Linked DNA regions of Homo sapiens: region 2 is linked to region 1. A link is a loop called in an ENCODE intact Hi-C map of the cell type or tissue named here. Cell type or tissue: ovary. All regions are shown on one strand. Each heading gives the region's core, and the rest is flanking DNA. Links, peaks and the distances in the headings are about the cores only.

Evidence for each region. A loop is a pair of places that touch in the nucleus more often than their neighbours do. Peaks named below come from ENCODE experiments on the same cell type or tissue, not always from the same donor. Only the 100,000 strongest peaks of a DNase experiment are listed, where the experiment ranks them.
Region 2: a loop joins it to region 1, with 10 times the contacts of the local background. A loop is called at or near these places in 2 of 110 quality-filtered maps.

What each region holds. Positions count from the first base shown.
Region 1 is chr6:20,033,988-20,049,913 of GRCh38, reverse strand. It overlaps the pseudogene RPL29P17. Among named protein-coding and RNA genes, the nearest start is that of MBOAT1, 170 kb to the left of the region's middle. In ovary, for the core only: no CTCF peak of the experiment used is centred there; no DNase peak of the experiment used is centred there.
Region 2 is chr6:19,198,017-19,213,942 of GRCh38, reverse strand. No RefSeq gene overlaps it. Among named protein-coding and RNA genes, the nearest start is that of TRQ-CTG1-1, 370 kb to the right of the region's middle. In ovary, for the core only: no CTCF peak of the experiment used is centred there; a DNase peak (open chromatin) is centred at 8,732.

The sequences.
Region 1 (15,926 bases), core at 3,466-11,465:
CAGACCCAGGGACTTTTTATGTGACCTATGCTTGGAGAGCTCTAGTAATGACTGAGTTTGACTTTTCTACTTCTCAGGGGAGTGGGGCTTAGAATTGGACTTAAGTTGATTTAGAGAAAAATGAGGCTGGGTATGGTGGCTCACGCCTGTAATCTCAGCATTTTGGGGGGCCGAGGTGGGTGGATCACTTGAGGTCAGGAGTTCGAGACCAGCCTGGCCAATATGGCAAAACCCCGTCTCTACTAAAGATATAAAAATTAGCCAGGCATAGTACGCACCTGTGATCCCAGCTATTTGGGAGGCTGAGGCAGGAGAATCACTTGAACCCAGGAGACAGAGGTTGCAGTGAGCTGAGATCACGCCACTGCACTCCAGCCTGGGTGACAGAGTGAGACTTTGTCTCAGAAAAAAAAAAAAAAAAGAAAAAGAAAAAAAAAGAAAGCAAAAATAAGGAAATGTGGTATTTTTTGTACTCTCTGTGCTGGTGAATGGTCATTGATTGGCTACATTCTGTCTGGTCTTTGCACGTTTCAGGAGGTCCCATCACAAATGAAATCCATGCTGCTCCACTTTGACAGGTTTGATGTTGTGTCATGAGCATGCTCAGTGGACAACCTTGTGTGACCCTAAGGACCAAAGAATTACCTAACACTTATAATCCATATTCTACATTCTTAATACAGAAGGATTTCTTATTGCATTGCAAAGTCTAGGTCAGACGAAAGCAGCAGGTTGAACTTGTTCCAGGTAATAGGTTTCTTAGTGGCTGAGCAGCCTGCACACATGAAGGTAGGATATACAGAGAGCAAGAAGCAGAACAAGTGGGTGAACAATGGTTTGGATTGTGAAATTATGTTAAACTTTCCATTAGATCGCCTGGTTTGGGAGTGAGCCTTCATTCATTATTCATTAGTACCTACTGATTTTATACCGCATTCTAATGGTTGCCCATGTGGCCCTGAACTAGATAGAAATTGTGTATTTCAAAATAGCAATGAGTAAATTTCAAATATCGCACCAGAAAGAATAAGTGAAGCGATGGATGTGTTAATTCGCTTGATTTAATCTTTACACATTGTATACATATATCAAAATATCACACTGTACCTTACAAATGGATACAATTATGATTTGTCAATTAAAAATATGAATAAAAAAGAAATTGCTACAATGAGAACTATTGCTATTTATTACCTTAAAATGCCGAGTGTTGATCTTAGGAATTTAAACACAATGGCAGCAGCTCTCTCTCTCCTACCTGGAGGTTTTCTGTACACAGCAGATGATTGTCACTACATGTACAGAAGGTCTGAAGACTCTTCCTTTGGAAGACTTTAACATTGTAGGCATGAATGGGGAAATCGTAGGGGCACAGTGAGACCTTGTTAAGGAGGGGGCTTCCTGTTCACGTCTTTCTTTACTAAGAAAATTTAGGAGATACATGATGGAGAATAGTACACATGGTCTGTAGCACACACATTTAGGTCACATGCCTTCCTCTGCCTTATTTATCCATTCAGGAGGATATGCACTTGTCCTGACAACCCCCTCACTTCCACCCCAGTAATGGTAATAATCGAACTTATAATACATAACAAAATAAAAATAACTTACCAAAGCACTAAACAATCTTACTCCCTGGTCATTAGGTCACCAGCTAAACACACTTGCTTGGTTGGCTTTTTTTTTTGAAACAGGGTTTCATTCTGTTGCCCAGGCTGGAGTGCAGTGGCACAAACATGGCTCATCGCAGCCTCAGTCCCCTGAGCTCAGGTGATCCTCCCACCACAGCCTCCTGAATAGCTAGGATACAGGCAAATGCCACCATTGCTAATTAAAAAAAATTTGTAGTAACAGAGGTCTCTCTATGTTGCTCTGGCTCATACCAAACTCCCGGCCTCAAGCAATCCTCCTACTTCAGCCTCCCAAAGTTCTGGGATTACAACAAGCATGAGCCACCATGGCCAGCCTGGTTCACCATTTCAAAAAATTTTTACTAATTTGTCTTTTCTGAAATAGAAGATACAAATCTGCACCTTCTACACTATGCTTTGACTATGTGAATTAATAAGCCAGAGTCTAGGAAATGAAACAAACACCACCATTCACAAAACATGATTCTAAATGCAGAAAAAAACAAATGATCCCATTTGAGGGTGAGGAAAGGCTATGTGTATGAATTAAGTGACCTTTATGTACCAGGCACTTCATATATGTTATTTCATTTATGAGCCAGGCTCTAGTGTAACCATCTTACAGATACAGAAATGGAGTCTTAGAGAGGTTAACATATTGTTTAGGGTCTCGTATAGGCAGTTCCGTGGAACTGAAATTTTAAATGTGGTCTATTTGTAGCTAAATTCATACTCGTTGCATTCTACCACATTGCTTTCTAGACTTAGAAACTGAAACGGGGAGCAGAGTTGCTGCAGAAAGAAGGGGTTTGAGAAATCTGGGACCGTAGGATTTTATAGAACTGGTGAAGAAATGGAACCTACGAAGTAACTGGCCAATTACTTGATCATGTTGTGAGACAGAGATATGATAGCTTATCCTAAATCATGGTCTAAATTGTTGCGTTTAGATTAAAGCGTTTGAGAAATCCACAAAAGGGTTAAAGTGCAATCACTTTCTATTGCTTTATTTAAGTCATAGAAAAGATTAACATGTAGTAAGCTGAACTGAAATGACATGGGCAAAGCGAATAAGAAGTAATTTTGCATTTAACAGATTTCCTTCTTATTCCTTCACTCACTCCAGATGGAGGGTAATGTAAACTTCATATCATAGGAAGAAATGCCTATTGATCGATTAAACATCAATAATGGTGCTCTGTCTCCATCTGAGTATATGAAAGTGACTGTTTTCAAAATTAACCCCTTTCTGGGTCCTACACATGTTATCACGATGCATCCTGAATTTTGGAAGCCAGACTGCCCACAGCTGTGCAATTATGTAAAGTGGGCTATTTTCCAGCCATCATTTGCATGCAATGGTAAAAAGCTACTTTTATAGTTTAGTTTAGATACAACACACATTGGAATACTGTTATTGACTTCATTTCTTCGAGCACACATGATGCTTCCTAATTATTGGGGACTTTCCTTTTTACGGCACAATAAACAGATTTTCTCTGAGTGCAAGTTCACTATGCAAGGGTTGCCCACATAGTGGAAATAAAAATCTTTAACTTAAGATGTTTATTTCTTAGCTAGGCAGTCTTTCTGGCCTGATAAGAAATACCTGTATATCCTTCCCTGCAGTCAGAGTGAACACTAAAAGAGGGATTTGTATCTACTTTGTTTTATTTTTTTAAAATCTGAATAGCAGCCTTTCTAGAGTGTACAATCCTTCATTTAGTTTGTGAATTTAGAGCATGAGAATTGCTGTTGGTTTAGACCTGCAATTCATCTCACCCAGAGCTCTGTCCTTGACAGGGGTCCTAGGTACAGACCTAATGACTAGATCTGGTTGTCTTGGACATCAATCTGAAAAGCCTAGTGATATAATCCAATATATGCATTGTTTTCATTCAGCAACAACTTATTACTACCATGACTGAGGCATTGTTATCCACTGCAGAGGACACAGAAAATGTATGGGACCCAATCACCACCTTTAGAATTTAGTGGGGAAAGTAAAATCTGCATACATAGATCTAGGTACAAAGTAGACAATAATAATCGCTGAGAGAGAGGGCAGATTACTGCAGGAGGATTTAAACAACAGAGATAATTAATATTAGGGCATATATTAGGAGTGCATTGTGCATGAATTTATCTAAATACTTCGTGAACATTTTTCTTACCATTTCTAAACTAGAACTTTTTTTTTTATTGATACATGGTGCATGGGATGACATGTCATAAGTTAACCTATCTTCAAAGATTTAGGAATAGTTTTATTTCTTCGAAAAGTTTCCAGTTTCATCCCCCTTGTTCTTGTAATGACATTACTTAACAGAATCTAATATATAGTTAGGTGCTGACTAATTACAGATTTCTAATAGGTCAGCATTCAGGACTTCCATAGCTATGAATCAAAAGTAGATTAGTGTGAAAAGAGGCACCTCTAGGTTAGCAAGATATATGATTTAATAGGTAGGATAAAATATTGGGTGCTATTTCCAATTCTGCCACTTGTTCACTGGATAGTCACTTAACTGCTCTATATTTTAGTTTTCATAGCAATAAAATGCAGATAATAAGATTTCAGCACCATTATAGAAAATTAATGGTAGAAAAGGTCTTTAGAATCCTAATATTTTTTTAAAAAAACATCATTCCATCATTGTTCAGGTATAATACACAGGAAGAGAAGTTAAAGTACCCCTAAAGTAACATTATGAACATTTTACACATGCATAAAAATATTTTTTAAAATGTTATAACTTGTGTCTTGTCATTGCTCTGTTATTTAATTCATGTCATCCTTATCCTTTTTGAAATATTTCATTTCCTTGGAAAGAAAATTAATATTAAGATTTTAAAAAATGCCCTCTGGACATTCCTCTTTCTGTGGGCCCCGGTTTCTGTTGGCCAGTGATGCCATTTACACCTAGATTTACCTTTATGTCAGGGGAGAAGACCTGCTCTTCATGAAAGCTCTGCAGCCTTCATGGTGGACAGATCTCTTTCTGAAGGTGACCTGCTTTCAGCACTGCTGGGGACTCCTGAGATGAAATCAGTTTCAAGAGCTCTCTGGCTTTGAAGTGAGTTTTGTGGTGATGTCTTTTTTTTTGCCCTTCCAGTTCATGCTTGTGGCACAAAGCAAACTTTATGAGTCCACTCAAATTGGCAGTGAGTAGGAAAAAGAATCTACCAAGCAAATGCCTGTAAGCTGTAGTACCTCAGGGATTCTAATCCATGCTTGCTTGACTGGTGAGTGCTTCTACTTCAAGAGAAAAAACAAATTCTCCTGACAAACTACTTGGATACTGTTTCCCGGGAGTTAAAAGAACAAAACCTGAGAGGTAGCATTGGTTCCTCTGGATGGATCCCCAACCAACTTCAGTGTTGGCTAATAACTTTAGCTTTCTTTCTTTCTTTTTTTTTTGTTTTTTTGTTTTTGGGTTCCGTCAAGAACATAGAGGCTACTGGACTGTACCACCCCTAGGCCTGGGCAAGAGGAGCTTCTGCCCTGTGCCCTGATCTTCAGAGAGCATCATTCTGGCCTCATAGCTGAGCTCCTTCATACAGGGCAAGGGGTGTGTGAATCTAAGGGGGACATGTCCACCCAGAACCACATTTCCTTTTCTACATTATGCTATGAGTACCCAGAACCTCAGAATTCCTTGCACAGATTGCCATGAGCCTGTTTATAGGTCCTCCATGAACTTCTTCCAGAATCTTTTCCCCCAAGGATGGCTGAACCCACTGTGGATGCATCTCTAAGCTCAAGGGGTGGCCAAGGAGTGGCTATTTCCAGGGGGATGTGGCCTGAGTCTGGGCTTGCAGGCTTGGGTGTCTACATGTGTCCTTGTAGGTCTCTCGTGGTATATTGTGGGGCCAGAAGTAGGAAGACAAGAGAATTGGATCATGGGCTGGGGTGGCTCTCTTAGGTCTCTATATTCTAGCATAGAACTCCGAGGAGTCCAAAACTCGAAATAAAGTTGGCTTCCCAAATTTTAAAGAAGGTATATCTGTCAAGATAGGCATTTTCTATTGAACATACATATCTAACATATTTTAACTACTTTTTGCTTGACTGATAAATTTTAAATATTTGGATATAGACATGTGAGTATCTATTTATACTTTCACCCTGGGCTCAGAAAAAGGGAGGAATGGAATACTGCCAGATATGCACTTCCTTCCTGCTCCTCACATCCTATCATAGGGAGGTCTGAACTCTTCCTTCACCAGTCTCAGAGGATAAGGTTCCTCTTCCAAGTTTTAAAGACCACCCCTTGATTCCAACCCCTCATATCATTCTATATCTTGTGTCACAAATTGTTCCCTTTTTCTATTAGATTTCCTTATCTTATTAATAAGACAGGTCTCTCACACCAGTAAGAATGACTATTATTAAAAAGTCAAAAAATAACAGAGGCTGGCAAGGTTGCTGAGAAAAGTAGATGGTTATACACTGTTGATGGGAGTGCACATTAGTTCAACCATTGTGGAAATCAGTATGGTAATTTCTCAAAGAGCTAAAAACAGAACTACCAGTTGACCTAGCAATCCCATTACTGGGTATATACCCAAAGGAATGGAAATTATTCTATCATAAAGACACATGCACATGCGTGTTCATTGCAGCACTATTCACAACAGCAAAGACATGGAATCAACCTAAATGCCTATCAATGGTAGACTGGATAAAGAAAATGTGGTACATATACACCAAGAAATACTATGCAGCAATAGAAAAGAATGAGTCCATGTCCTTTGCAGGGACATGGTTGGAGCTGGAGGCCATTATCCTTAGCAAACTAATGCAGGAAGAGAAAACCAAATACTGCATGGTCTCACTTAAAAGTAGGAGCTAAATGAGGAGAACACATGGATACAAAAAGAGGAACAACAGACACGGGGGCTTACCTGAGGGTGGAGGGTGGGAGGAGGGAGAGGAGCAGAAAAGATAACTATTGGGCACTAAGCTTAGTACCTGGGTGATGAAATAATCTGTACAACAAATTCCCATGGCATGAGTTTACCTATATAACAAACCTGCACTATTGAGTCAGTACCTCCTACAGGTCTCTCTTCCTTTCAGTCTTGGCTCAATATTATCTGTCTTTATATTTCTACCAGAATAATTTATCTAAAACAAAAATCTGATCAAGTCATTCTCCTTTAAAATCATTGATAGTTACAGCATAAATACGAAGTTATTTAATATAGTATACACAGCCCTCTGTGATCTGCCCACTGTTTATCTTTTCCTTTCTGTCCCTTCTCACAACTTGTGTTAAAGTTATATTCAACTTCTGGTTCTAGGTGCTTCAGGAGCTGTGGCTTAAGGTGCAGACATGGCCAAGTCCAAGAACCACACCACACACAACCAGTCCCGAAAATGGCACAGAAATGTCATCAAGAAACCCCTATCACAAAGATACAAATCTCTTAAGGGGGTGGACCCCAAGTTCCTGGGGAACATGTGCTTTACCAAGAAGCACAAGAAGAAGGGCCTAAAGAAGATGCAGGCCGACAGTGCCAAGGCCGTGAGTACATGTGCCAAGGCTATCGAGGCCCTCGTAAAGCCCAAAGAGGTTAAGCCCAAGATCCCAAAGGGTGTCAGCTGTGAGCTCAATTGACTTGCCTACATTGCCTACCCCAAATTTTGGACGTGTGCTTGTGCCTGCATTGCCAAAGGGCTCAGGCTGTGCCAGCCAAAGGCCAAGGCCCAGGACCAAACCAAGGCCCAGGTCCAAATCAAGGCCCAGGCTGCAGCTCCAGCTTCAGTTCCAACTCAGGCTCCCAAAGGTGCCCAGGCCCCTACAAAGGCTTCAGGGTAGAGATCTCTGTCTGCCAATATGAGGACAGAAGGACTGGGGTGACCCCCTGGGCTGCCGTCTGCATGGGGCTGGTGTCCTCCTGTGCTATTTGTACAAATAAACCTGAGGCAGGATTCGTTTTAAAAAAAGTTATATTCCAATAATGTTGCCCTCTTATGCAACCCTCCTCCTCAAAACGGACACTTACCTAGCTGCCTCACATAAATGAGCCTTTTTTCTTCTTCTTCAATTTCTTGTCTGCCTGAAATACTTTTATTAACTGCCACTCCTCCTAAATTCTGGTCCCAAATTGCCTCCTTTATGAAACCTATCCTGCTTCACCACTCCCAAAAACTCAGCTAGAGCCCCCAATTCTGGGATCTCATTGTACCCTTTGAATGCCTGTATCACTATACTTACTACATTGTATTGAAAAAAACATATTTATGGATAATTCCTCTCTCTATTCTTAGCAACTCAAGAATTTGGAGTCTGTCCGATTTGTCTTGATACCTCAGCACAGAAGGTATTTAATATGTTGAGTAGCATCACCCCACTCTCCAGTGTATTATAACGTTTACATTCTTTGTTGTACAGAGAAGTTCTGGCTTTAGCAATAGAGGGAAGCTATTCCTCTTCACTTCTTCCTCACCGAATGACTCTAACTAGCACCAAGAAACCCAGTTCTCTAACCATGAAGATTGGACCCAGTGATTCAGTTGCACGGGCACAGCAAAATTCCCTGACCTCAAAGCAGTGTTTATATACAGACAGACTGGCTGATAATTAACAAACTGAAGGGCTGTGGGCTTTTTTGAGTTCAAGGGTATAAAGTATGTGAGGGTGATGGGTAGGCAAGAAACCAAGCAGCAGTCATTCTGCATATGAACATGGTGTGGCAGTACCTGGCACGACACCTGGGGAGGTATATTGGCATTGTTCCTGAAGCTTGGAAATCTGGTATGTTATGTGTGTCCCTCAGCAACAGATGGTATTTTGGGGGAGCTTATATTTGAAGATGATAGTTTACTAATACCTTACAATCATTAAATGCCTGAATTAGATGCATCTTATGTGCATGTAGATTTGCTCTGTGGACTTAAGATGAAATCCCTCCAGTCCTTAGTTGTATTAGTCTTCTACCACAGTTGAGATAAGAGCAAGGGTGGAAAAGGAGTAAAGGTTTCGTCTGCACTTAGCATGAAATCCAAAGTCCTTCACATGGCCAAGAAAGGCTTGCAAAATCTCTCTCCCATCACCTTGTTCCACAACCCTTCCATTTCTTGCTCCTTCATCCTTAGTCAACTGTGATTCCACCACAGTGGTTTTGTTTTGTTTTGTTTTGTTTTGTTTAACTCTTTGTCATTCCTCCCACTGAATTAGGGCAGGGCTTGTGACCGAGTCGACCAAAAGAATATGGTGGAGGTACCACTGTGCCAGTTCCGTGCTTTGCCATTAAAAAGACTAGTAGCTTCCATCACATCCCCATGGGAACACAGCCTCCATGCTGGAGGAAGCACAAGCAGCCATGTGGAGAGGCCACATGAAGGAGAATCAAGGCCCCTGATATCTTAAGTCACATCGTGGGGGCTGATAATTAGTCAGCAATAGACACTTAGAAGGTCCTCACACCTCCCAAGTTCTTTTCTGTCTCTGGGCCCTGGAACAGGTCCTTTCTCTTCATGAATAATTCTTCCTTTCGTGTTTGCTGTGACATGCCTGCTCATTTTCATTTTTGTCACCTCTCCACAACAGTTGATCCTAAAAACAACCTATCAAAGCTGGCTTTCTATTTTAATCTCTGACTTGTCACTTACTTTTTGACCTTGGGCAAGTTACCCAATCTCTCTGAACCTTAGTTATCCTTATCATTAAAATGGGAGTATTGATAATACCTACCTCCCAGGCCTGTGGATGGGATGAAATGAAATAATGCAAGCAAAGTACTTAGTGCAAGGCCTAGCATGTAGTAGGCACCTCATAATCATAAACAGTGTGGTTGATCTCAGCCTGAGAGAGAATCATATCTGGAATCTTCTTTATGCGTATTGCGGGGGAAGAGAAGTGGGTGGTTCTGAAAACATTTGTTATCCTCGGATGAGAACAGCTAAGCGCCATCTATATTGATGGTCTTCAGGCCCTCAAGTGGCTTTGAGACTGGAGATGAACATGGCTCTTCTTATTAAAAGACCCAGGTCTGGCGTGGGGTTATAATTTTACCATTATAGCCCTGGTCATCTCCTTCTATTTGCACGGTTCTTGTCCTACACTGAACAGGAGAGCCCAGGGAAGCTAATGATCCTCATTTGTATCAGTTAGGGTCTCAACCTGCTCTGAAATGATCTTCATTAGGCTTGTAAGCTGTATTTATTTTCATTACTCTTGTGCTTGCAGGACCGTTTGCTGCTGCCTTTTTCTGTACATTTCTCCCTGCAGAGCTCTTCCGCTGTGTGAGAAATGCATCTTATCTCTTCCTGTGCCTTTCATTCTGTTTTTTTTGTTTGTTTGTTTGTTTTTTGTTTTTTTGAGAGGTAGTCTCGCTCTGTCACCCAGGCTAGAGTGCAGTGGTGCGATCTTGGCTCACTGCAAGCTCCACCTCCTGGGTTCACACCATTCTCCTGCCTCAGCCTCCTGCGTAGCTGGAACTACAGGCGCCCACCACCACGCCCGGCTAATTTTTTGTATTTTTAGTAGAGATTGGGTTTCACAGTGTTAGCCAGGATGGTCTCGATCTCCTGACCTCATGATCCGCCCACCTCGGCCTCCCAAAGTGCTGGGATTACAGGCGTGAGCCACTGCTCCCGGCCTCATTCTGTTTTTATAGAACACATGGCTGTCCTTATCACTTACATACACGTACTCCCTAGAGCCACATCTGGCCTTAGGATGTTTGGGCCAGAACACCTGTGAGGTCCCTCTACCTCTGAGGGTGCCCTGCCCACTGTCTTCCACCCATTTTAGTGCATCATCGCAGCAGTCAGCTTCCCATAATTGTTGAAGATTTCAACCTTTAAGCAGCTCTGTTCTATGGGATGAACACCCAAGCCTACCACAGTCGAGGTAGAGAGAAAATATTTGATTGGAAAAAGGTAAGTTTCCCCTTTTTAGAGCCATCAGACAACTAATAAACAGTCATGAATGTCTTCTAATTTCTCCGTGTGTGTGCAGTCTTTGGCAAAAGAGACATCAACTCAATATGATTAAAAATTAAGGGCACAGTGGCCTTGGAGCTCTGGCTTCACCGGTAGAAAAGAAGAAGTTTGGGATCTAGATGGTGTGTGTTCAGGCTAGGAAAGTTGAGATTCTCCCAGAACCTGGTTAGGAGCACTTACATTAGCATTTCCCATCTCACAGGAAGGTCTCTGTGCTCCTGCTGATCACAAATGGCCCGCTGAGAGCAGCAGCATCACAGAGAACCGCTGAGCAGGAAACAGAACTCTCCTTCCAGGTGCCATTGTGAAATACCAAACACATTTGGTATTTACTACAGCCCTCGCTCCCACGTGGTCTTCTCACAGTAACAAGTGTAATTCTGCTAGTAACTGTTTTGGTAAATGAGTCATATTGTAGCAATCTTCATGAATCAAAGATAATTATATTTTTACTCAGCTAGCACTGGTTAAGAAAACTCTCTCATTCTTCAATTAGTTGTCTTTTCACTGTCGTATTTATCTAGAGGCCCTTCCACATAATTTCAACCTAGTTCCTTGCTCCCTTTTCCCTATCAGTTAATGCCTTTTTGATTTGCATGCCTCCCCACATTATTGTGTATGTTCTTTATCATTGTTCTTTTTATATATATATATACATTCGTAGGAAACCACTGTGGTGGATTAAACAAGGCTTGCCTGGAGGGGACAGAGATAACAGTATCCATAGCTGGGAGAGTTATTTATAAACCATGACATTAGGTTTTCATTCTACAAAGAGGTTATTGTTCACATCTCATCTGCCTTCTACTAACTTAAAATCTTACTCAGAATGACCATGGGGTTGAAATTGAATTGCCATTTATTACTGTTTTTGAGTGTAGGTACCAGAAATTTTGTCAAGAGCTTTAAACGTTTAGTTCCTGACAGGTCACAATGACTTCATAATTAGTGTTTATTTTCTTCATTTAACGGATGAGCAAAACTGAAGCTTAGAGGTTAAAGAATTTGCCCAAGGTCACACAGCTGTGACACAACTATTAGAACCTAGTTCTAATTCTAGCATCTCTTATGTACTGCCTACCTCATAATCTTCTTGTCTTAGTTCATTTGTGCTGCTGTAACAAAATATCTCAGACTGGGTAATTTATAATTGGTATGTTAATTTCTCACTGTTCTGGAGGCTGGGAAGTCCAAGATCACGACGCTGGTGGTCTCTGTGTCTGGTGAGGGTTGACTCTCTTCTAAGATAGTGTGTTTTTAACATCTTCACATGGCAGAAGGGCAAAAAGGGACCCATATAAAGCCTCTTTTATGAGAGCCTTAATTCCATTCATGAGTGAGGAGTCCTCATGACCTAGTTGCCTCCTAAAGGTCCCGCCTCTTAATACAACTGCAATGGGGATTACATTTCCACCTGTATTTTGGAGGGACACAAACATTCCAACGATAGCACTACTCCTACTTACCCAGCATAGTACACTGGGACTTGAAAGTCATTTTTCTGCTCTTGCCCTGTTTCAAGGTGGACACAGAATCATCAGACTTCAGATCTTCATCTCTGGAGTCAGCCGTGGTCTGTTCCAGGCCATATTGCTGGGGGACAGACAGAGGCAGAGGCAGGACCAGGCCTCCCCAGCCTCCATGTCTTCATCCACACTTCTTTTCCTGAATGTGCCTGGGGACTCTGCAAAATGTGATTTCAGGTCAATTTGTCTCTGAGGCCTTTAAACTCATATCTTGTGCCCTACTCTCTTCTCCATGGTCCTCGCCTTTCTAAAAGCCACCCATGGCAGGCCACACTGTCTGGAGATTCCAATGTGTTTGACCTGGGGTGGGACCCAGACATCAGGTGGTTCCATTGTTTAGCTCAAGCAGTGCTTCTCAAACTTCAGCGAGCACAGAAATCACCCGGGTTCTGATTCAGCAGGCCAGGTGGGGTCTGAGAGTTTGCATTTCTAACAAGCTCACAGGGGCTGTGAGGCCTGAGAGATTCAAACTCGGTTTTCTGCAGTGTGGCCCAGGCATCAGCATTTTTACTCCCCCTCACCACCCAATGATGTTAATAAGTGGCCCAAGTTGGGAACCCCTCTTGTGGACTCTCCACTTCTGTGTCTCTCCATCAGAAACTGTTGTCCGATGTGTTATATTTCCAGGGCAAAACATGAACCCCCAGAGTCAGGAGGATTTTTCTGGGTATCCATTCTCTTTAGATTCCTACACCCAACATTGATTCCTATCTAAGACTTGCCTTTTCACCAGACCTTGATCAATGCATGGCTCCAAAAGGCTCAACTGTTTACCTGCTAGGTGACCTTGGGCAAATCTGCCCACCATGCTGGACCTCAGTTTCCTCATTGTCAGTAAGACAGAGTTGAAACAAATGCTAATAATTTCTCTCAGGTACTCTGGGTTATACCAGAACAGGGCACCATCCTTCTCCCAGGGAAGATTCATGATTGTTGCCGCTTTGGGAAGGTGGGGGTGTGAGGCTGTTAGAGCTCATTGCGTGGATGGGAGGACAGGTTGGAGGAGGAGGTGGTGGCTGCCGGCTGGGCCTCCCTTCCAGCTGGGGATCCTTCACCCCGTCACACAGCCAGCTTGGAAATAGACCAAGGAAAGCCTCAAAGCCACTCCCAGGACAATCACTTGGACCTCAAGGAATATCTGCCATGGAATATTACAGCAGAAAAAGACCTGTCAGCTCCTCAGTCATTCTCCAAGGTGATATGAACATGAGGGCATCTGCAAAGAAGCCTCTTTACTCGCTTCTGCATCTGGGAGCCGCCCTGGCTGCATCAATTCCTCCCCTTGAAACCAGCAAGCCGGTGGATGGATGTGACTGCATGGCTTTCCAGGGAATTCGCTGAGTATCTTTCATGTCAGTGATATCTGTGAGAAACAGGAAACTGTTTTCCCATCTCATTCACATAATAGATAAGATGAGAAATTAGCTGCTGGATGAGCAACCTGGGGGCTGTTCATTTTGTCACAATAAATAAGGCTCTGCTCATGCTGGCGCTGCCTACTAGCACATTTCCTGGTGCACGTGTGCATGCGGCACTTTCTCATTTCAGAGCCTCCCAGCCTCATCCTCACTGATGGCTCCTGTTCTGTTTTTTTTCCCCTCTGACCCTGCTAAAGGTTTCCCCAACCCAGAGACCTCTGAATCTGTGGAGTTTTGTGGCCACTTAAAGCTTTGCCTCTGAGCAACCACAGGGACCCCCTTCCCCAAAACACCTTCCCCACACCTCTACCCTATGATGATCTGCAACCTTGCACCTTAGGTGCAGTTCAGGCACCAGCTCAGTGTCGGCATCACCAGGTGCCTGTTAGAAACACAGACCCTGCGGCCCTGGCTCAGACTTCCCGAATCAGAATCAACATTTTAACAAGGTTTCCAGGTTGATTCATTCCTGCACAATTAAAGTTTGAAGAGTGCAAAGCTCTGGTCTAAAAGAGCTAACATGGATTTTGTAATGCTCTGATGAGGCACTGGAGAGCGAGCATTTTGCCTGACATTTGGGACTTCTGGTGCCACCCCACCTCCAAGCCATTGTCTCAGTACACACTGTGATCAGCCAGGTGACTGCTCTGGGCTTCCAACACACCAGGAAAATGAAGGGGCAGTGACTGAGTCTGTGGATGTGGCAAGGGACGTTGTGACTAGTGTCCGTGTCCATAAATGCCCTGATGTTTTAGGAGGGAAGGCACTCCGATCTGTTCTCACAGAGGAGGAGGGGATAGGGATTTGCTTTAAGGTTCCACTTCCCCCTGACTTCTTTAATAATGTGCTTAATGCTGTAAGAAACTGACGGGGTCTAGGATGTGAAGAAAATGAGAACTTGGATTAACGTGATATTCAAGTTAAAGGTGAGGGTTTCTTGCTGCATGCAAATATTAAAGATAAATATTGTGTCAGTTTCTGAGGGCTACCACAACAAGGTGGCACCAACTGGCTGGTACTGTGTGGCTTAAATAACAGAAATGTATTGTTTTCTAGTTCTGCAGGCCAGAAGTCCAGGATCAAGGTGTCATCAGGGTTGGTTTTTCCTGGGGCCTCTCCACTTGGCTTTTAGATGCCATCTTCTCCCTGTGTCCTCGTATGGTCTTCTCTCTGTGTGTGTTTCTGTCCTCATCTCTTCTTCTTACAAGGACACCAGTCATACTGGATTAGGGCCCATTTTATTGACTTCATTTTAATTTATTTATTACCTCTTTAAAGAGAAGGGTTGGTTCCTGCTGAAGACTCGGAGAAAGAATCTGTTCCATGCCTCTCTCCTTGCTTCTGCAAAGACCCTATGTCCAAATAAGGTCACATTCTGAAGTATGAGGGGTCAGGACTCTAACAAATTTTTGCTGTGAGGGAGAGGGGCATAGTTTAGTCTGTAACAGACATGAATTTAAGGATTTCACGTGAACTGCACCTGATGTTGCTAAGAGAGGGAACTTTTCTTTCTCCTCCCTCCTTTTGGAAATTCTGGGATCAAGAAAGGGTAGGGGTGGGGGGTGGTCAAGAGCACAGCACACTGGCAACGCAGCTGGAAGAAAAAAGTGTAGCCAAGGCAGGGCTTTGTGGTGGTGGTGTTTAATGTTTAGAAAACTAAAAAAAGGGAAATCAATTATGGGGCCTACCTGAATTTTATTTCCTCACCAAAAACCAAATTACTCAGCAAACTTATCGCTTGCTATTGCAGGCTTTGGTATTAAAGAAAACAATCAGGCGGGCAGGATTAATCTCTGACGGCTGCCTTATCTTTAACTTGCACCTTTGTTGTTTTCTGATGAGCTTCTCCTTTTTTGCTGCCACGTTGTACCATACCTCACTGGTTCCTTTCATTTTATCATCAGGCAAGAGCGGAGGACCTTTCAGTTTATTAAAAAACCTTTATTTGTGAAGAACAAAGAGGGGGGAAAAAGGCAAACAATGAGGTCAGATAATCTCCTTCCTGCCAGGAGTCACTCACCTGTTATTTAGAGTATTATCAGTTAGGGGGAGAACTTGCATTCTGGAAAATGAGGCTCTGACAGGCTACTCGGTTACACACACACACACTCACACACACACCCCCCCCCCCCCGAGATCCTGAGATCTGACTGGCACACATCAACCTCCACGAAAGGTCCTTGACTAACAAAAGATGCAATATTTTATTTCTAAGCTTCCAAAAAAAAGGGCCTTACAAGCCTGCCCCTTTCTATCCCCCAGCCCTCCCCACTTTCTCCTTCAATGTAGCCCCGGCTTCCTGCAAAGAAGAAAGCCCGGGCCATGAGTGGCCACATAACTGTCTCCTATGAGCTGGGAATAACTTAGTTGTCTGTCAGGGGAGCTCTTGTAT
Region 2 (15,926 bases), core at 5,303-13,302, 840 kb after region 1:
CATAAACTGGTAGAAACACTTAAATGTTAATGAATTGCTAGAGGCTGAGTCTGGATTAGCCTAAAGGTAAGAAATTCCTTGGGCACCTCACCTTAGGAGGACCACAACACTTTTACCTCTAAGAATCCCATCAGGTTCTCAAGGATTGAAGACTCATGAAAAATTCCCTCACGTCTAGCACAGGGAATGAGAAAAGTAATCATTTAAAATGCACCTAGAATGTTCTCCATAAGAAATATCTTCAAATATAGTTAACTTATCTTTGACAGAAGAACAAAAGCAAATCAATGAAGAAAAGATAATATTTTCAATAAATGGCACTGGAACAATTGGACAGCCATATGCAATGGCAACAGAATTTAGACATAGACCCTACACTTTTTACAAAAATGCCTTAAAATAGATTATAGAACTATTTATATAATACAAAACTATAACATTTCTAGAATATGACACAGAAAATATAGGTTACTTTGGATTCAGTGATGAGCTTTTAAATAAAACAAAAAACATGCATAAGAGAAAAATTGATGTTTGGCTTTATCAAAATTAAAAACTTCTCTGTGAAAGACACTGTTAAGAAAATGAAATGGCAAGCCACAGAATATGAGAAAATGTATGTAGAATACCTCACAAAAAACTTGTATCCAGAATATACAAAGAACACTTAAAAGTGAATAATAAGAAAATTAACAACTCAAAGATCTGAACAGACATCTTATCAAAAAAGATATACAGATGAAAATAAGCATATGAAAGATGCTCAACATTATATATCATCAGGGATTTGCAAATTAAAGCAACAAGAAGATACCAGTACATAACCATAAGAATGTTAAGTGCAAAAAACTAACAATACCAAATGCTGACAAGGATGTGGAGCAATAGGAACTCTCATTCATTGCTGGTGGGGATGAAAAATTATACAGCTACTGTCACTCGTGTCCGTGTAAAGAGACCACCAAACAGGCTTTGTGTGAGCAACAAGGCTGTTTATTTCACCTGGGTGCAGGCGGGCTGAGTCCCAAAACAGAGTCAGCAAAGTGTGGTGGGATTATCATTAGTTCTTATAGGTTTTGGGATAGGAGGTGGAGTTAGGAGTAATGTTTTGCAGGCAGGGGGTGGATCTCACAAAGTACATTCTCAAGGGTGGGGAGAATTACAAACAACCTTCTTAAGGGTGGGGGAGATTACAAAGAACCTTCTTAAGGGTGGGGGAGATTACAAAGTACATTGATCAGCTAGGGTGGGGCAGAAACAAATCACAATGGTGGAATGTCATCAATTAAGGCTATTTTCACTTCTTTTGTGGATCTTCAGTTGCTTCAGGCCATCTGGATGTATATGTGCAGGTCACAGGGGATATGATGGCTTAGCTTGGGCTCAGAGGCCTGACAGCTACTTTGGAAAATAGTTTGGCAGTCTTATAAAACTAAACATTGTCTTCCCATAAGATTCAACAATTGAGCTCCTTGGTATTTGCCTAAATGAGCTGAAAGCTGTCCACATAAAGTTTGCACATAACTGTTTATGGCAGTTTTATTCATAATTGTTCAAATTTGGAAGCAACCAAGATGTACCCCAGTAGGCAAGTAGGTAAATAACTGTGCTACATCCAAACAATAGAAATTTATTCAATGACTTAAAAAGAAATAAACTATCAAGCCATGACATGGGTAACATTAAATACATATTTTTAAGTGAAAAAAGTCAATCTTAACTATATGACATTATGAAAAAGGCAAAACTATGGAAGCATTAAAGAGATTTGTGGTTGTCATCATTTTGGGGGAAAGGTAAGAGAGACAGAATAGGTAGAATACAGACAATTTTCAGGACAGTAAAACTATCTTTCAGGACACTGTGATGGTGGGTATTTGGCATTGTGCATATGTCAAAAATGTTATAGAACTTTACAACACAAAGATTGAAACTTAATACAGGCAAATGAAAACAAAAATATCATTTAGGAGATCATGGGATCCCAGGAATGAATGAAGACTGACAACAGAATGCAACTGTGTTACAAGTGTATGAAACAGCCTCACTGAAAGGAGTGGGAGAAAAGGTGCTACCCTAAGTAACTGGAAATGAATAGAGTTTGTAAGACTTAAGAAAAAAGGAACTGGACAATATGAGGAGTAGCCTGCTCTACCATGGACTTCCCACAGACACTTGAGCTGGCATGAAGAGCTGCTTTGAGAGGTGGTACTCTAGCCTTTGTAGTACTCTAGCCTTTGTAGAGCCCAGACGGTTTGGTACAGAAATGTCTGCAGTGGAGCACTAGAGTGGACCAGGTATGCCCAGCCCCCAAGTCCTGCCATGTTCCTCCAGGAGACTTTGGCCAGAGGGAGACTGTTGGACCTGGACAGAGCAGGGCGGTCTTGCCCATGTAATGGAACCAATTTCATCTGAGTGTCCTCCTGGCTTCTGGCCTCTCCCAAGGCCCCAGCCAGGCCACACCCGCTGGCAAATGACGCCTAACTAGGGTGCTTCCTGGAGACCCTCATGATAGCTCTTTCACCAGCAGGTGGCGCCTGACCATTAGAGAGCTCCAGCAGAGCAGCACCCCCTCCCCATCCTCCCCCGCACAGTGTGCCCAACCCCACCCCCAGTGCAGACTCTTATACTGCTTAGCTGGCACGCACTCACCCATAACCCCCTCTCCCTGCCATGGCTTTGCTGGTGTGTGCACACAGATGAGCCTAGCATTCCCTCCCTTGCTGGTGTATATGAATGTACACAACCCAACACTGCTGCCAGCGTGACCACAATTCACTGTCCTCCCAACCCCCAAAACGTTGCTATTCAGCCATACTGCCATTGCTACCATAAACACGTGCATTGACAATGGTGATACACACAAACACACGCACAGTCACGCCACTGGCACTAACGAGTTCATGCACACCAGCAGCTCCACCTCACCACCGGTGCAAATGTGCACACAGATGCCAGCAGCTATGCCCCCACACCTGTGCCAACACTACCACCAGCATGAATGTGTGCATGGACACCAGAAATTCCTCCCAACCTCCATGCCACCACTGCAGTCATGTGCGTGGATACCAGTGGCCCTGCTCCCCCAGCACTGCCACCACTAATGGTGCAAACACATGAATGCTGGCAACTCCACCACCCCCCTCCCCCAGCAGTGTGAATGCACACACAGAGCTGGCAGATGTGGGGCAGCACCCCACCACTGCCAGGGCAACTGCAAGCATGGACACTGACAACCATGCCCCCACCTGTGCTCCACTGACAGCATCCGCACATGCAGGAAAGCTGCAGCCCCATTTCCACCAGTACCCCACCTGTATCAGTCTGTTCTCACATTGCTATAAAGAACTACCTGAGACTGGGTAATTTATAAAGAAAAGAAGTTTAATTGACTCACAGTTCTGCAGGCTGCACAGGAAGCATGGCTGGAAAGGTCTCAGGAGACTTATAATCACAGAGGAAGGCAAAGGGGAAGGAGTCATGTCTTACATGGCTGGAGAAGAAGGAAGAGAGAGAAGGGAGGTGCTACACATTTCTAAACAAACCCATCTTATGAGAACTCATTCACTCTCACAAGAATAGCAAGGGAAGTTGGCCTCCAGGATCCAATCACCTTCCACCAGGCCCCTCCTCCAACACTGGGGATTACAATTGAACATGAGATTTGGGTGGGGTCACAAAATCCAAGCCATATCACCACCCCAGCCAATGTGCATGCACCCCGCTTTGCTGCCACAGCTGCTGGCATACATCAGCGAACATGGATCCTGCTGCCACCACCCCAAAGAAGTCCTTTGGCCAGCAAAATGGCAGCACCTAAGCCCCTCCAGTGCAGTAGGTTCCTAACCTCCAGGAGCTAGAGAACAAAGCCAGGGGCTCAGTACCAGCTCCCCAGAGTTAGAGCACACACATCAGGAGTGCTGAGCTGTGCCCTGGAGCCCTAAAATCTTCCAGAAATGAACCCAGTCAACTGAACCTACCTTATACCACAATCAAACCCCCAAGATAATCAAAGATGATAAAGAAAAAAAAAAGTCAATCCATTCAGAGGAGAACAACTTCAAAGATGGGAGGAATATCACCTCACACAGATGAGAAAGAGCTAGCACAAGAACTCTGGCAACTCAAAAAGCCAGTGTCTTCTTACCTCCAAATAACTGTACTAGTTAACCAGCAATGATTTTTAACCAGACCAAAATGGCTGAAATGACAGAAATAGAATTGAGAATATGGATAGGAACAAAGACCACTGAAATCCAGGAGAAAGTTGAAACCCTATCCAAGGAATTTAAGAAATACAATAAAAATGATTTAAGAGATAAAAGAAAAAAATGGCCATTTTAGGAAAGAACAAAATGTATCTGACTGAACTATAAAAAACTCACTTCAAGAATTTCAGAGTACAATTGCAAGTATTAACAGCAGAATCGACCAAGCTGAGGAAAGAATCTCAGAGCTGGAAGACTGGTTCTTTGAAACAACTCATTAGGATTAAAAATAAATAAAGACAAATAAGAGAAATATGAGATTACATAAAGATACCAAATCTATGACTCACTGGTGTTCTTGAAAGAAAGGGAGAGAAAGCAAACAACTTGGAAAATATATTTGAGGATATCATTCATGAAAACTTCCCCAACCTAGCTAAAGAGCTTCCACACAGCAAAAGAAACCATCAACAGAGTGAACAGACAACCTACAGAATGGGAGGAAATATTCGCAAACTATGCTTCCAACAAAGGTCTAATATCCAGAACCTATAAGGAACTTTAACAAATCAACAAGCAAAAAACAACCCCATTAAAAAGTGGGTAAAGGACATGAACAGATAGTTTTCAAAAGAAAAGACACATGCAGCCAACAAACATATGAGAAAAATCTCAGTATCACTCATCGTTTGAGAAACATAAATCAAAGCTACAATGAGATACCATCTCACACCAGTCAGAATGGCTATTATCAAAAAGTCAAAAAATTACAGTTTCTGGTGAGGTTGCAAAGAAAAGGGAATGCTTATACACTGTTGGTGGGAATGTAAATTAGGTCAGCCATTGAGGAAAGCATTTTGGTGATTTCTTAACTCAAAACGGAATTACCATCCAATCCAGCAATCCTATTACTGGGTATATACCTAAAGGAATATAAATTATTCTACCATAACAACACATGCATGCCTATGTTCATCACAGCACTATTCAAAATAGCGAGTATGTGGAATCAACCTAAATTCCCATGAACAGTAGCCTGGTTGAAGAAAACATGGTACATATACTCCATGGAATACTACACAGCCATAAAAAGGAAAAAGATCATGTCCTTTGCAGAAACATTGATGCAGCTGGAGGCTATTATCCTAAGCGAACTAACACAGAAGCAGACAACCAAATATCACATGTTCTCACTTAGGAGTAGGAGCTAAACATCAAGTACACATGGACACAAAGAAGGGAACAACAGACACTGAGGCCTACTTGAGGGTGGAGCATGGGAGAAGGGTGAGAAGGGTGAGAATTGGAAAACTACCTACTAAGTATTATGCTTATTACCTCGGTTACAAAATAATCTGTACACCAAACTCCCATAACATGCAATTTACCTTTACAACAAACCTGCACACATACCTCTGAACCTAAAATAAAACTTAAAAAACATTATAGATTTACTAAAGAGAACAAATAGATTGAAATGCAGACTTCCGTATAGAGAAAATATTTGCCAATGAAAGATCACTTGACTATCCGTTATTTGGCAAGTTAACAGAGACTTTTATAAATGCAAATATGTAGTGCAAATAAAGGTATGAGGATACGGGCATCCTACATATTTTTCTTTGGAGTATACAGTAGTATATTTTGCTAAGCATCTTGGAGCTATATATTAAAAATTCAAAATTTCCTGTTTTCTCTAACAAAGGTTTATACAAAGAAATGAACAGTTGTTCTCATCTTATAAAAAACTGGAAACAATCTAAATATCCCCAAATAAAGAAATGGTTAAATGGTTTTTAGAATATTCATAATTTAGGGTGTTGAACAGCTGTTAAAATAGTATTTAGATTTTCTAAAACTCACTTTGTTTCTAATAAATAATATTTCCTCATTATAAAGAATTTAAGCAATTCAGGAAAAAGCTACAAATTTCCAAACCTCCCTCTACCCCACCATTAAGCCAAAACAAAACAGACTTTTAGGCATTATTCCAGGTATATAGATAGGCAAATAGACAAAAACAAACAAACAAACAAAAAACAAAGAAGATAACTAGATGCCTATTGGCATTATTTTTTATGTTTCTTTTTAAAAATAATTTCAACTTTCAATTATGCAGATATATGTACAAGCTTGTTACATAAGTATATTGTGTGACACTGGGGTTTGGGGTACAAATGGTCCCATCACCCACATAGTGAGCACAGTACCCAATAGGTAGTTTTTCAGCCGCTGTCCCCATCTGTCTCCACCATTCCCTACCCGTGTAGTCACCGGTGTTTATTGTTTTCATCTTTATGTTCATGTGTACCCAATGTTTAGCTCCCACTTATAAGTGAGAACATGTGATATTTGGTGTTTTTCTTCCTGTGTTAATTTGCTTAGGATAATGGCCTCCACCTGAATCCATATTGCTGGAAATGACATAATTTCATTCTATTTTACCGCTGTGTAGCATTCTATAGCATATATGTACCACATTTGCTTTATCCAATCCATTGTTGGCGGGCAAGCACCAGAGTATAATTTTCTTTTCTTTTCTATTTTTTTTTTTTTTTAGATGAGGTCTGACTTTGTCACCCAGGCAAGAGTCCCATGGCACAATCACAGCCCACTGCAGCCTTGACCTTCTGGGCTCAGATGATGTTCCCACCTCAGGTTCCCAAGTAGCTGGGACTACAGGCATGTACCACCACTCCTGGCTAAATTTTTTGAATATTTGTATGGACAGGGTTTTGCCATGTTGCCCAGACTGGTCCCAGTCTTATGGGCTCAAGTGATCCACCCACCTAAGCCTCCCAAAGTGCTGGGATTACAGGCATGAGCCACCGTGCCCGGGCATATTTTTGAAAAATGTTATTTTTGAAAAGTGACAGTACCAAGTGTTGGCCAGGATGCAGAGCAACTGGAATTCTGATATGTTGTACAAAATTGTACAAACACCTTGAGAAACAGTTCAGCAGTTTCTCAGTGAGTTAATTAACCAATACACATTTATTGTACAACCAGAAAACCCATTTAAAGGTGTTTATCAAAAAGAGGTAGAAATAAATAGATGTTTACACATAAACCAATGTGTGAATGTTCACAGCAACTTTTTTCATTGCCAAAAATCGGGAAGCAACCCAAATGTCCCTCAGATGGTAAGTGGATAGGTAGACAAATTATGGCATATCCATACAATGGAATAATATTTTGCAACAACAAAAAATCAAACGTGCATGCGGTAACTCAGGTGAATATCAAAAAAAGCACAGTGCTAAGTAAGGAAATTAGACTCAAATGCACAATATAATTATGTTTATATGACATCCAATAAAAGACAAAGCTATAAGGACAGAAAACTTCTCAGTGGTTTTCCAGCAGGATCAGGTTAGAGTGAGGATTGACTACAAAGGGGCCTTAGAAAAATTTCTGGAGTGATGGAAATATTTTATGTCTTTATCGTGGTGATAATTAAATGATGTTATTTGACAAACCCATAGAATTATATTTACCTAAAAACAAATTTTACTGTATGTAAGTTATACCCAATGAAACAAAGACAACAAAATATCAATGTACTATTTTGTTACTTAAAAAAATTATATAGTAAGTATTGAGAGAGAAGGCACTGAGAGTGGATGGAGGGAAGACACAGAAGCTGGGCTGATGGGAGAAAGCTGGCAAACCTGCATGGGGTTATTGCACACAGGGACTTGTTCCTGTCCCCCAGTGGCTCCTGGGAAATGGGTGTGTTGAACCGGCAAGGAGCAACCTGCTCCTGCCAGAGTCCTCTGGAACCCTGGCAGGAGGAGATCCCTCAACCACCACAAATACTCTTGTTGGCATGGACAGCTGCTTAGAAAAGTGGTAGGGGCAGCAAGCCAGCTGACATGAAGCCCAGAGATTCGGTGATGGAGCATCTATAGCAGAGCATGGCCAGAGATGGCCATCTCCCTAGGCTCAACTTGGTCCCACAGGAGACTTTAGCCCTAGGGAATCTGTTGGACCTGAACTCTTTGTTCTTGCCCAGCAGAGAGGGGCCAGTCCAACCTGAGCACCCTTTGGTCCGCTGGCTTCTCCCAGGTCCCCAGCCTGGCTATGCATGCTTGGAGGACAGTTTTGGATACCCTGGGAACTTACACCATAGCTTCCACTCTGGCAGACCATGCTTGACTGGTGGAGAGCTCCAGTGGGGCGGCCCTTGCAACCGCGCACCAGCCCACATGCCCCCTGTCCATACTGCAGCTTCTTCCTGGGACCAAGGAAACTTTCCACATTGCTTTGCTGGAGCATGTCTGCAGGCAAGTTTTGCATTCTTTGCCCTGACAGCAAGCGGTAATGAAGTCTGCCCCACCTCTCTCTGCCGACTGCCATTGCTGACAAAGCCTTGACAGGCACAGAGCCGGCCAGCCTTGCCCCAGCCAGTGCTCTGCCCTTGTGCTAACACTGTGCAGAGAACAGCAGATCCTCCACCGCCCCCAAGCAACCACTCCTGCTTGTGGGGCACAGAAAAAGCACCCAGACCTGCACTCACCAGTGTCCTGCCTACAAGCCAACACCACCTCCAGCATGACCATGCGCACAGTCACCAGGAGGAGCTCCCTCAACCCCCACCTAGCTGAGTGGCCTCCACCACTGTGGTGAATGCCTGCAGGGAGGCAGGTACCCTGGCACCCACTAGCAGTCTACCGCAGCTGATGCTGTGAGGATGAATTCCACTGTCACCGCACTACAAAATGCTTTGTCTGACACTGCCCTATGGGAGTGTAGTGACCAGTGGCCCAGAAGCACCTTGGGCCTGCCAGCACAGTGGATTTCTAACCTCAAGGAGCCAGAGGACAAAGTCATGGCCAAATACAAGTCCCTCAGATTTAGAACTTGCAGTCCAGAAGTTGGGAGCTGCGTGTTGGCCCCCTAAAATCTTCCAGAAAAAAAGCCATTTGGCAGAATCCACTTTATACCATAATCAAACCCTGAAGGTCATCAAATAAGATAAAAGAAAAAATTCCAAAGGTCAGCATCCTCAAAGATTGAAGGTAGATACACTCATAAACATAAGAAAGAATCAGTGCAAGAACCCTGACAACTCAAAAAGCCAGAGTGCCCTCTTTCTTTCAGATGACCACATTACCTCTCCAGCAAGGGTTCTAAACCAGGTTGAGATGGCTGAAAATAGAATTCAGAATATGGAGAGGAGCAATTGAGCTACAGAAGTACTCAATCCAAGCCAGCTAAAAACCAATCCAAGCAAGCTAAAAATTATGATAAAACAATGCATGAGCTGACAGACAAAATAGACAGTATAGAAAAGAACATAACTGACAGGACAGAGCTGAAAAACACACTACAAGAAGTTTAAAATGCATTCACAAGTATTAATAGCACAATAGACCAAATGGAGGAAAGAATCTCAGAGCTTGAAGACTGCCTTTCTGAAATAAGACTGCCAGACAAAAACAGGGAAACAAGAATGAAAAGGAAAAAATAAAACCTCTGAGAAATATAGGATTTTGTAAAGAGACCAAATCTACAACTCACTGGTGTCCCTGAAAGAGTTAGGGAGAATGGAACCAACTTGGAAAACATATTTCAGGATATCACCCATGAGAACTTCTCCAATCTAGCTAGAGAGGCCAACATTCAAATTCAGAAAATACAGAGAAACCTAGTAAGATACTCATGAGAAGATTATCCCCAAGACACATCATCATCAGATTCTCCAAGGTTGAAGTGAAATAAAAAATGTTAAAGGCAGCTTGAGAGAAAGGTCAAGTCACCTACAAAGGGAAGCCCATCAGACTAACAGTGGAACTCTCAGTAGAAACCCTACAAGCCAAAGAGATCAGGGGCCAACATTCAATATTCTTAAAGAAAAGAATTTCCAACACAGAATTTCATATCTTGCCAAACTAAGCCTCATAAGTGAAGGAGAAATAAGATCTTTTTCAGACAAGCAAATGCTGAGGGAATATGTTACCACCAGACCTGCCTTATGAAAGTTCCTGAAGGAAGAACTAAATATGGAAAGGAAAGACCATTCATCACTGGCCACTACAAAAACACAGCAAAGTACACAGACGAGTGACACTATGAAGTAATCACTAAACAACTGTGAAAAATATCCAGCTAATATCATAATGACAGGATCAAATCCATACATGTCAGTACTAACCTTGAATGTAAATAGGCTACATGACCCGATAAGAGACATAAAGTCGCATGTTGGATAAAGAACCAAGACCCATTCATATGCTGTCTTCAAGAGATTCATCTCACATGCAATGACACACATAGGTTCAAAATAAAGAGATGGAGAAAAATCTACCAAATAAATGGAAAACAGAAAAAAGCAGGGGTTGCAATTCTAGTTTCAGACAAAACAGACTTCAAACCAACAAAGATAAAAAAAGACAAAGAAGGGCATTACATAATGGTAAAGGGTTCAATTCAGGAAGGCCTAACTATCCTAAATATATATGCACCCAACACAGGAGCACTCAGATTCATAAAGCAAGTTCTTAGAGACCTTCAAAGAGACTTAGACTGCTCTGTAATACTAGTAGGAGACTTTAACACCCCACTGACAATTTTAGACAAATCATTAAGACAGAAAATTGACAAAGATATTCAGGGCCTGAACTCAGCACTGAATCAAATAGACTTGATAGACATCTACTAAACTCTCCACCCAAAAACAACAGAATATACATTCTTCTCATCACCACATGGCACATACTTTAAATTTGATCACATAATTAAATTTAAAACACTCCTTAGCAAATGCAAAATAACTGACATCATAACAAACAATTTCTCAGACAACAGTGCAATGAAATTAGAAATCAAGTCTAATAAATTCACTCCTAGCCATACGATTACATGGAAATCAATATGGTTTGGCTGTGTCCCCACCCAAATCTCATTTTGAATTGTAGCTCCCATAATTCCCACATGTTGTGGAAGGGACCTGGTGGGAAATAATTGAATCATGGGGATGGTTTCCTCCATACTGTTCTCATAATAGTGAATAACTTAAATGAGATCTGGTGGTTATATAAGGGGTTCCCCCTTTCACTTGGCTCTCATTCTCTCTTGCCTGCCACCATGTAATACATGCTTTTCACCTTCTGCCATGATTGTAATGCCTCCCCAGCCATGTGGAACTCTGAGTTCATTAAACCTCTTTTTCTTTATAAATTACTCAGTCTCATGTATGCCTTTATCAGCAGTGTGAAAACAGACTAATACAGTAAATTGGTACCAGCAGAGTGGGGCATTGCTGCAAAGATACACAAAAATGTAGAAGTGACTTTGGAACTGGATAACAGACAGAGGTTGGAACAGTTTGGAGGGCTCAGAAGATAGAAAAATGTGGAAAAGTTTGGAACTTCCTAGACTTGTTGAGTGGCTTTGACCAAAATGCTGATAGTGATATGGACAACAAGATTCAGGCTGAGGTAGTCTCAGATAGGTATGAGGAACTTGTTGGGAACTGGAGTAAAGGTCAGTCTTGCTATATAAAGAGACTGGTGACATTTTGCCCCTGCCCTAGAGATCTGTGGAATTTTGAACTTGAGAGAAATGATTTAGGGTATCTGGTGGGAGAAATTTCTCAGCAGCCAAGTGAGCAAGAGGAAGCAGAGCATAAAATGTTTGAAAAATTTGCAGCCCAATGATGTGATAGGAAAGAAAACCCCATATTCTGGGGAGAAATTCAAGCTGGCTGCAGGAATTTGTGTAAGTAATGAGAAGCCAAATATTAATTGTCAAGACAATGGGGAAAATGTCTCCAGGGCATGTCAGAGGCCTTCATGGCCGCCCTTCCCATCATGGGCCCAGAGGCATAGGAGGGAAAAATGGGCCATGGCTTCAGAGGGTGCAAGCCCAAAGCCTTGGGAGCTTCCAGGTGGTGTTGAGCCTGTGGGTGCACAGAAATCAAGAATTGAGGTTTGGAAACCTCCACCTAGATTTTAGAGGATGTATGAAAATACCTGGATGTCCAGGCAGAATTTTGCTACAGGGGTAGGACCATTAAAGATAACCTCTCCTAGGGCAGTGCAGAAGGGACATGTGGGGTTGAAGCCCCCACGCAGAGTCCCCACTGGGGGACTGCATAGTGGAGCTGTGAGAAGAGGGCTACTATCCTCCAGCCCCCAAAATGGTAGATCCACCAACAGCTTGAACCATGTGCCTGGAAAAGCTGCAGACACCTAACACCAGTCTATGAAAGCAGCCAGGAGGGAGGCTGTACCTTGCAAAGTTACAGGGGCAGAGCTGCCCAAGATCATGAGGTTCCACATCTTGCAGTAACCATAACCTGTATGTGAGACACAGAGCCAAAGGAGATCACTTTGGAACTTTAACATTTGATTGCCTCATTGAATTTCGGACTTGCATGGGGCCTTTAGCCCCTTCATTTTGGCCAATTTCTCCCATTTGAAATGGGAGTATTTATCCAATGCCTGTACCTCCATTGTATTTAGGAAGTAACTAACTTGCTTTTGATTTTACAGGCTCATAGGCGGAAGGCACTTGCCTTGTCTCAGATGAGACTTTGGACTGTGGACTTTTGAGTTAATGCTGAAATGAGTTAAGATTTGGAGAACTGTTGGGAAGGCATGATTGGTTTTGACATGTGAGGACATGAGATTTGGGAGGGGCAAGGGGGTGGAATGATATGATTTGGCTGTGTTCCCACCCAAATCTCATCTTGAATTGTAGCCCACATAATTCCCACATGTTATGGGAGGGACCTGGTGGGAGATAATTAAATCATGGGAGTGGTTTCCCACATATTGTTATCGTGGTAGTGAATAAGTCTCGTGAGATCTGATGGTTTTATAAGGGGTTTCCCCTTTCACTTGGCTCGCATACTGTCTTGCCTGCCACCATGTAAGATGTACCTTTCACCTTCTGCCATGATTCTAAGGCCTCCCCAGCCGTGTGGAACTGTGAGTCCATGAAACCTCTTTTTCTTTATAAATTACCCAGTCTTGGGTATGTCTTTATGAGCAGCATGAAAATGGACTAATACAGAAATCGAACAAGCTGCTCCTGAATAATTTTTGGGTAAATAATAAAATAAAGGTGGAAATCAAGAAGTTCTTTGAAATTAAGGGCAACAAAGATACAGCATATGAGAATCTCTGGGAGACAGCTAAGTCAGTGTTAAGAGGGAAATTTATAGCACTAAATGCCCACATCAGAAAGTTAGAAAGATCCCAAGTTAACAACCTAATATCACAACTAAAAGAACTACACAACCAAGAGCAAACAGATCCCAAAGCTAGCAAAAGACGAGAAATAATCAAAATTAAAGCTAAACTGAAGGAGATTGAGAATCAAAACACTATTCAAGAGATCAAGAAATGCAGAAGCTGTTCTTTTAAAAAAAATTACTAAAATAGATAGACCACTAGCTAGACTGAAAAAGAAGGAAATACAAGATTTTCAAATAAACACAATCAGAACTGATAAAGAGGATATTATCACTGACCTCACAGAAATAGAAAACAACCATCACATAATATTATAAACACCTCTATGTACATAAACTAGAAAATCTACAAGAAATTGATAAATTCCTGGACATACACACCCTCCCAAGACTGAACCAGGAAGAAATTTAATCCCTGAAGATACCAATAATGAGCTCTGAAATTGAGTCAGTAGTAAATAACCTGCCAATAAAAAATGCCCTGGACCAGATGGATTCATAGCCAAATTCCACCAGATGTACAAAGAAGAGCTGGTACCATTCCTGCTGAAACTATTCCAAAAAAGTGAGGAGGAAGAACTCCTCCCTACCTGATTCTATGAGGCCAGCATCATCCTGATACCAAAACCTGGCAGAGACACAACAAAAAAATAAAACTACAGGTTGATATCCTTGAGGGACATCAGTGCAAAAATTCTTAACAAAATATTCACAGACTGAATTCAGTAGCACATCAAAAAGCTTATCTACCATGATCAAGTAGGCTTTATCCCTGGGTTGTAAGGTTGGTTCAAAATATCCCCCTTAATAAATATGATTCAACATGTAAACAGAACTAAAGACACCAGATGATTATTTCAATAGACGCAGAAAAGGCTTTCAATAAAACTCAAAACTGCTTTATGTTAAAATTTCTCAATAAACTAGATATTAAAGGAACATATCTCAAAATAATCAGAGCCATCTATGACAAACCCACAGCCAATATCATATGGAATGGGCAAAAGCTGGAAGCATTCCCTTTGAAAACTGGCACAAGACAAGGATGCCCTCTCTCACCACTCCTATTCAACCTAGTATTGGAAGTCCTGGCCAGGGAAATCAGGCAACAGAAAGAAAGAAAGGGCATCCAGGTAGGAAGAAAGGAAGTCAAATGATCCCTCTTTGCAGATGGTGTGATCCTATATGTAGAAAATCCCATAGTCTTAGCCCAAAAGCTCCTTAAGCTGATAAACAACTTCAGCAAAGTCTCAGGATGCAAAATCAATGTGCAGGACACTGGCATTCCTATACACTAACAATAGTCAAGCCATGAGCCAGATCAGGAACACAATCACAGTCACAATTGTCCCCTAAAAAAATACTAAGGAATACAGCTAACCAAGGAAAACTAGAAAAAACAGTTTCAAAATTCTTATAGAACCAAAAAAGAGTCCAAATATCCAGGGCAATTCTAAGCAAAAAGAGCAAAGCTGGAAGCATCATGATACCCAGCCTCAAACTATATTACAGGGCTACAGTAATCAAAGCAGCATGGTACTGGAGCAAAAGCAGACACATAGACCAATGGAACAGACTAGAGAACCCAGAAATAATGCTGCACACTTACAACTATCTGATCTTCAACAAACGTGACAAAAACAAGCAATGGGGAAGGATTCCCTATTCAATAAATGGTGCTAGGATAACTGGCTAGCCATATACAGAAGATTGCAACTGGACTCCTTTTCTTACAACATATACTAAAATTAATTCAAGGTGGATTATAAAGACTTAAATGTAAAACCCACAGCTATAAAAATCCTGGAAAACAACCTAGACAATACCATTCTGAACATAGGAATAGGCAAAGATTTCATGATCAAGAAACCAAAAGCAACTCCAACACAGGCAAAAATTGACAAATGGGATCTAATTAAACTAAAGAGCTGCTGTACAGCAAAGGGAACTGTCAACAGAATGAACAGGCAAACTACAGAATGAGAGAAAAATTTTGCAAATTATGCATCTGACAAAGGTCTAATATCCAGTATCTATAAAGAATTTAAACAGATTTACAAAAACAACCCCATTAAAAAGTAGGCAAAGGACATGAACAGACACTTCTCAAAAGAAGACATATATGGGGCCAACAATCATGAAAAAAAACTCAACATCACTGATCATTAGAGCAATGCAAATCATCAAAACCACATGGAGATACCTCTGACACCAGTCAGAATGACTATTTTTTTTTTCTTTTTTTTTTTCCTTTTGAGATGAAGTCTCGCTCTTGTCGTCCAGGCTGGAGTGCAATGGTGCAATCTCAGCTCACTGCAACCTCCGCCTCCCAGGTTCAAGTCATTCTCCTGCGTCAGCTTCCTGAGTAGCTGGGATTACAGGTGCCTGCCACCACGTCCAGCTAATTTTTGTATTTTTAGTAGGGACGGGGTTTCACCATGTTGGTCAGGCTGGTCTCGAACTCCTGACCTCATGGTCTGCCTGCCTTGGCCTCCGAAAGTGCTGGGATTACAGGC